Regions from separate parts of the Homo sapiens genome. Here region 2 is linked to region 1. A link is an interaction called in ENCODE POLR2A ChIA-PET data of the cell type or tissue named here. Cell type or tissue: PC-9. All regions are shown on one strand. Each heading gives the region's core, and the rest is flanking DNA. Links, peaks and the distances in the headings are about the cores only. Region 1 overlaps TDRD6-AS1 (TDRD6 and SLC25A27 antisense RNA 1). Region 2 overlaps ANKRD66 (ankyrin repeat domain 66).

What was found. Peaks named below come from ENCODE experiments on the same cell type or tissue, not always from the same donor. Only the 100,000 strongest peaks of a DNase experiment are listed, where the experiment ranks them.
Region 2: POLR2A ChIA-PET joins it to region 1 with 5 read pairs; 3 of 35 experiments call an interaction of 5 or more read pairs at or near these places.

Annotation. Positions count from the first base shown.
Region 1 is chr6:46,683,194-46,686,124 of GRCh38, forward strand. All of the region lies in intron 1 of TDRD6-AS1 (TDRD6 and SLC25A27 antisense RNA 1), which reads right to left. It also overlaps a transcript of TDRD6 not described here. Among named protein-coding and RNA genes, the nearest start is that of TDRD6, 3.2 kb to the right of the region's middle. In PC-9, for the core only: no CTCF peak of the experiment used is centred there; a DNase peak (open chromatin) is centred at 1,778.
Region 2 is chr6:46,757,603-46,760,533 of GRCh38, forward strand. It overlaps ANKRD66 (ankyrin repeat domain 66), which reads left to right. Exons shown (of 5, transcript NM_001162435.3): 5 at 1,121-1,904. The coding sequence ends at 1,319. Among named protein-coding and RNA genes, the nearest start is that of ANKRD66, 12 kb to the left of the region's middle. In PC-9, for the core only: no CTCF peak of the experiment used is centred there; no DNase peak of the experiment used is centred there.

The sequences.
Region 1 (2,931 bases), core at 247-2,746:
CACCAAGATAACTTAACTGGAAAGTATAGTCTTTGCAACAAATGGCAGTATAACAATTGGATATCCATATATAAAAATAAAATCCTCAACCCTTACCTCACTACAAAAAGTTAATTTAAAATGAATCATAGACCTAAATACAAGAGCCAAAATTATAAAACTTCTAAACAAAAACATTGAAAGTTTGTTTTGTGGGTTTTTGTTTTGTTTTTTTACCTTGGGTTAGTAAAAGATTTAGTGGAACAATAACAACAAAATAAACTACCATTTAGAAAAGAAAAATATGTGAATAATTTGATTTCATCAAAATTACAAATTTTCTTCAAAAGACACTATTTAAGGGAATAAAACTGTAAACATTTGTCAAAATATCAAACTACAATATGAAAGTGTGAGTTTTACTGTACAAAAATTATGCCTAAATAGACCAAATTTTTAAAAAACCTAATTTAAGATTTTTAATCTTTAAGAATCCTAGGAGAGAACATATTTTTTAAGTTTTAATTTCATTCATATCACTAATAACTACAACTTATTACATGTTTCCTGTGGTGGGTCTTTTACCCATATTGGCTCATTTCGTCTTCATATTTAAGTATAGTTCCATTTTTATAGATGAAGAGAACCTAACTCTGAAAATTTTATTATCCATGTCACCCTGAGATGATAAACATGGACTTTCAAAATCTAAAGCCCTTCCTTTCCCACTATGTTTTGCTGCATCTCAAGTATTTATTTAATGCAAACATGTTAACTGTATTTACATTAATTCATGCAGTCCTTGGAACCAAAGTGTAAGGTGTATGCCGTTATATCCATTTTCAGATATGGAAACAGAGGGTAAATTATTTGCCTGGGTCACATGGCTCTTACAAATGGAGGCCAATCCTGCTGTAATTCAAAAGACTATGCTCTCTCTACTCTCATTGCCCCCTATAATGATCTGGTCTTGAATTGTCTGTGTGTGTATTCTAATAAAATTGTATTTTGTGACACTGAAATCTTAAATTTTTAAAAGCTTTTTATTTTGAAATAATTTTAGATTTTCATAAAGTTTCCAAAGAAAAACGTATAGGGATATACCATGACTGTTGTACACAATCAAAACCAGGAGCAAATTGACATTGGTACAATCCACAGATTCCAAAGTCACTAATTTATAAGCACACATTTGTGTGTGTGTGTGTGTGTGTGTGTGTGTCATTCCATGCAATTTCATCACCTTTGTGTAGCTTTGATAACTATCACTGCACACAAGATACAGAACAGTTCATCAGTCCATGCCTGATGCTATCCCTTTATAGGCATTTTCAACCCTTTTCTTCCCCATCCCTAACTCCTGGAAGCCACTAATCTTTTCTCCATCTCTATAATTTTATTAATCTAAGAATATTATGTAAATAGAATGCAGTATGTAACCTTTTACTATTTTTTTTTCACTCAGTAAAATTCTACGGAGAACCTTCCTAAGTTGTTGCTCACATCAATAATTCATTTTCCTTGTTATTGCTGTGTAGGACCCTTTGGTATTGATGTACCACAGTTTGTTTAACCATTTACCCATCGAAGGGCATTTAGGTTGTTTCCAGTTTTGGGTTCCAGGTTTTTGCATGAGCATGTTTCCTTTCTTTGGGATAAATGCCTAAATGCAATTTTTCAGTCATATGGCAAGTACATAGTTTTTAAAATGTGGCTGTACCATTTTACATTCTTACCAGCAACATAAGTGATGCAGTTTATTCACATTCTTGCCAGTACTGGTGTTATCACGATTTTTTAGCTTAGTCATTACCATGGCATGTGGTGATATAACATTGTGGGTTTTTTTTTTTTTTTGTCTAATAGCTAATGATGTTGAAAATCTTTTCATATTCTTCTTTGTCATCTGTACATCCTCCTCCGTGAAATGCCACTTCATATCTTTTGCCTATTTTCAAATTTATTTTTTTTACTATTGAGTTTCGAGAGTCGTTTATCTATTATAGATACAAGTCCTATGTCAGACGTGTGGTTTGCAAATATTTTCTCCCTGTCTGTAGCTTGTCTTTTTCATTCTCCTAACAGGGTATTTCTTACTTGAACTGTTTTCTAAAAATATCCAGTAAATGTTAATTTTTCTAAGCAACTTTAAACAAAGTCAATTAGTAGTATAGAAACTATAGACTGTAAAGTATACTGCATTTCTGCTTAGAGTTCTCTATACACAGAGGCCTAAGACAGCACAAAATAAGTATGATTTATTTAGCCCAATTTTCCTGCATCGTTTCCATAAAAAATATTGAAGTGGCTCATAATATTAGTATTCAAACACCTGTCATACACATTCCATCCCTGGCCTTAACCTTTCCCCCTTTATCCCTTACGTATTTGTATTAGGATAAGAATATCCTCTCTCCCAAACTTCACATACCGGGGCCTGTCAAGGGGTGGAAGGATAGGGGAGGGATAGCATTAGGAGAAATACCTAATGTAGATGATGGGTTGATGGGTGCAGCAAACCACCATGGCATGTGTATACCTATGTAACAAATCTGCACGTTCTGTACATAATGTCCCAGAACTTAAAGTACAATAATAATAAAAAAAAAATCCCCTCTCCCTTCTTTTCCGAAACCAAGGGCCTCTCAAGACTAATGGGAGGAAAGTTTATTTATTATAAAACTCAAGATATTTTGTTTAATATAGTATGGGAGATATATGAGGGGAGCTTAATCTTAACAGTGCAATGACCTGATTTTTAAAATTAACCCGAGTCCCTGTCCAACAGCAGAGCATGACAGAACAAACTAATGCTACCTGCTCCAGATACAGAAAAGGTAGGACATTGGAAAATCTGGGTGGATGGGGGTAAAGGATTCAGATCAGCCCATAACGGCCACGTGATATACCCTGACGTCCTAGGATTAAGGCCATGAGCCATGGAAGGAGGTT
Region 2 (2,931 bases), core at 201-2,700, 74 kb after region 1:
TTTGAGTAAGTTGGCTCCTGGGCTAGGTGATGAAGATAAAGGATATAAGAGAACTTCAAAAGAAGCCTAGACCATATGTGATCATTTTCTGAATATCCTAGGGAATGTTGTGAAACAATTCAGCTTTTGATTCAGCCCCCCAAGTGATAAACCTCTCATTTAGCAAATATTTTTGAGTTCTACTATGTGTATGTCATTGAGTTAGACACTAAAAACAACCTAAAATAAACCAGATACAGTGCTGGACATCAAGAAGGTTAACTGTGTGGGAGACGAAATAACTTGTTTACATAAATAACACTAATACAAGACAGAGAGTGACTAGGCAGAGGAAAGACATGGTGTGGTCTGAAGATTGAAAGGTCACTTCCAGCTTAGGGTGAGGGACTAGTGAGTTTGCTGTCCTTTGAATGAACTGTGCTTTTAATAATGGTTTGCACTTAAAATGCTATTTGCCTTCCCTATACCATTATCTATCCTCTTAAATTCCATTTGTCCTCATATTGGTTCAAAAGTGACTTTTCCAAGTACCTTTAAGCAAGTCACATACTCACCATTGGCCTCATACAAAACTGTATATGTGTGTATTTCCCATTGTCTATGTGTGTATAATGCTCTATTTATTTATCCATCCATGTATCCATTTACAATTATATGTATTTTTACAGAATCCATACATACGTATAATACATATGTGATTGTGAGTGATTCTCATTTTGTTCCTTATATGTTTCTGTACTTTTAAATTTTATACAAGGAACACACATCACTTTTATGATTATGAAAAATAAAACTAAAAATAAACGAAAACAGTCTCGCAATAATCTGCAGGTTGCTCTATAAATGTGAGCACTTCAAGAATCAGGAGCATTTTCTTCAAGCTGAGTGACTATCTTTGAGTCTGTTAACATCTCACTCGGGTCCCACAATTTTTCTCCACCTCCAAGTAGTTTCTTTAGTGTCTGAGACCTTCCCTAAGTGTATGCTTGGAAATGCTCAAACTTGGCCTCCTTCCTTCTCAACTGAACTGCGGTGTGCAGAACCTGTGAATAAAGGCCGATTCCCAGGCTGGAACAGGTCCTCCTGATCCAAGTTCAGAAGGCTCTCTCTTCTTTCCTAGGGCAGAGCCCGAGTGCCAGGACCACCGTTGCGCTGCCCAGCAGAAGGGGCTGCCTCTGGATGAGCGTGATGAAGACTGGGATGCCAAGAAAAGGGAGCTGGAGCTGTCTCTTCCTTCCCTAAATCAAAACATGAATAAAAAGAATAAGAAAAGTCGAGGCCCCACCAGGCCCAGCAATACCAAGGGGAGGAGAGTATGAGAACTCAACCTTATGTTTTCTGGCAAGGAACTTTCCCTGGTGCCAGAAATGAGGCTGTTAGGCATGGTGGCCTTTCCATGACTTTACTCATAGACCCTTACCCACCTGGCTTCTGCCCATGGACCTGTCATTAGGTGCTGTCCACATGGGCTGTTGTTTCCTGGCTAGCACCTACTGTGTACAATAATTACCGGGAAAGGACAAAACCTGCTTGCATTTTGTCATCAGTGGTTTGCACAGTCAGCATCTTTTGACCCCTGCCCCCCAACAATAATAGAATTTCAGGAGACAAGGAAACTCTGGCATGAATTAACTTCATCCCTGATAACGATCGAGAGATAATGTAAAATAATGAACATGTGATTATAGGTCTACTTTTTCAACTGTAAATTTGGGAAAATTAAATTCAGATCAGATAATTCCAATAAAAAATTGCATCCAAATTGAGATGCAAAATACACATTAGATTTCAAACACTTAGTACAAAAATATAAAATGTCTCCTTAATAATACTTAATATTGATTCCACATTGAAATGATAATATTTTGGATATTGCGTTGAATAAGATATATTACCAAAATGAATTTTATCTTTTTCCTTTTCCTTTTTAAAACATGTGGCTACTAGAATGTTTAAAATTACCCATGTGCTTTTTTAGTTTATTTCTATTGGACAGCATTGCTATAGAACCCAAACAGCATGTTAAGCCTCTACTAGGAGACTAGTCTGGTGTATTTTACTTTCCCTGGCTGCTCTGCATTTTAGATATACTAATTTCTCTGCCTAAATCAATTTATTTAGCTATCAAGTATCTTTATTACTTATTCCTCAATTAATGCTTGTGTTAATACAAGTCATGCTTTGTTTGAATTTTCTGGTATGAAAAAAATGCTTGAATATCTTATAGAAAAGCAGTATAGCTATAGAGGATACCTTTCCTCGTGTTGATCTACCCTTGAGCATCAATCCCTTTCTCTATGCTCTGCAATGCAGAGTAGTTCCTGCTTTGGACCAGTAGAAACATTGGAAGACAACTGACTCGAGCTGGACTAATAAGATTCTTCTCCTGGGTACTTGAAAAGAAATCCTCATGATAGGCTGGACCAATAGCAGATGACTTCAGAAGTATGGAGTGGCTAATTCTACACTAGGGCTGAGGAAGGGTACAGAGATGCTCTACAAAAAGGACAAGAAGACCGAGGAAAAGACAAAGGGATAGAGATAGGTCAGTAGATAAATGAATAGAGAGATTAGATAGATAGATAGATAGATAGATAGATAGATAGATAGAGATGAATAGTTAGATAATTTGCTATTCCTAGTTCTGGTTCCTTACTCAGGAATCTGTGAAATACTATTTTATCATAAAAGTTGCCCTTTGCTTACAGTATATTGAATTGATTATTTTCCTTGCAAGCAGACTTTTCTAATAAGTACAGTATTTTAATCATGGGCTTATGAGTAATGGTGACTTAGGTTTGTATCCTCCTCTACGGAAATAGGTAAAAGAATTCCCATTTCCTGGGGTTGCTGTGAGGATGAGATGGACAATGTGTGTAAGATGCTGACATTGGCACACTATAACTGGTTTATGTCATGACTGTTGTATTA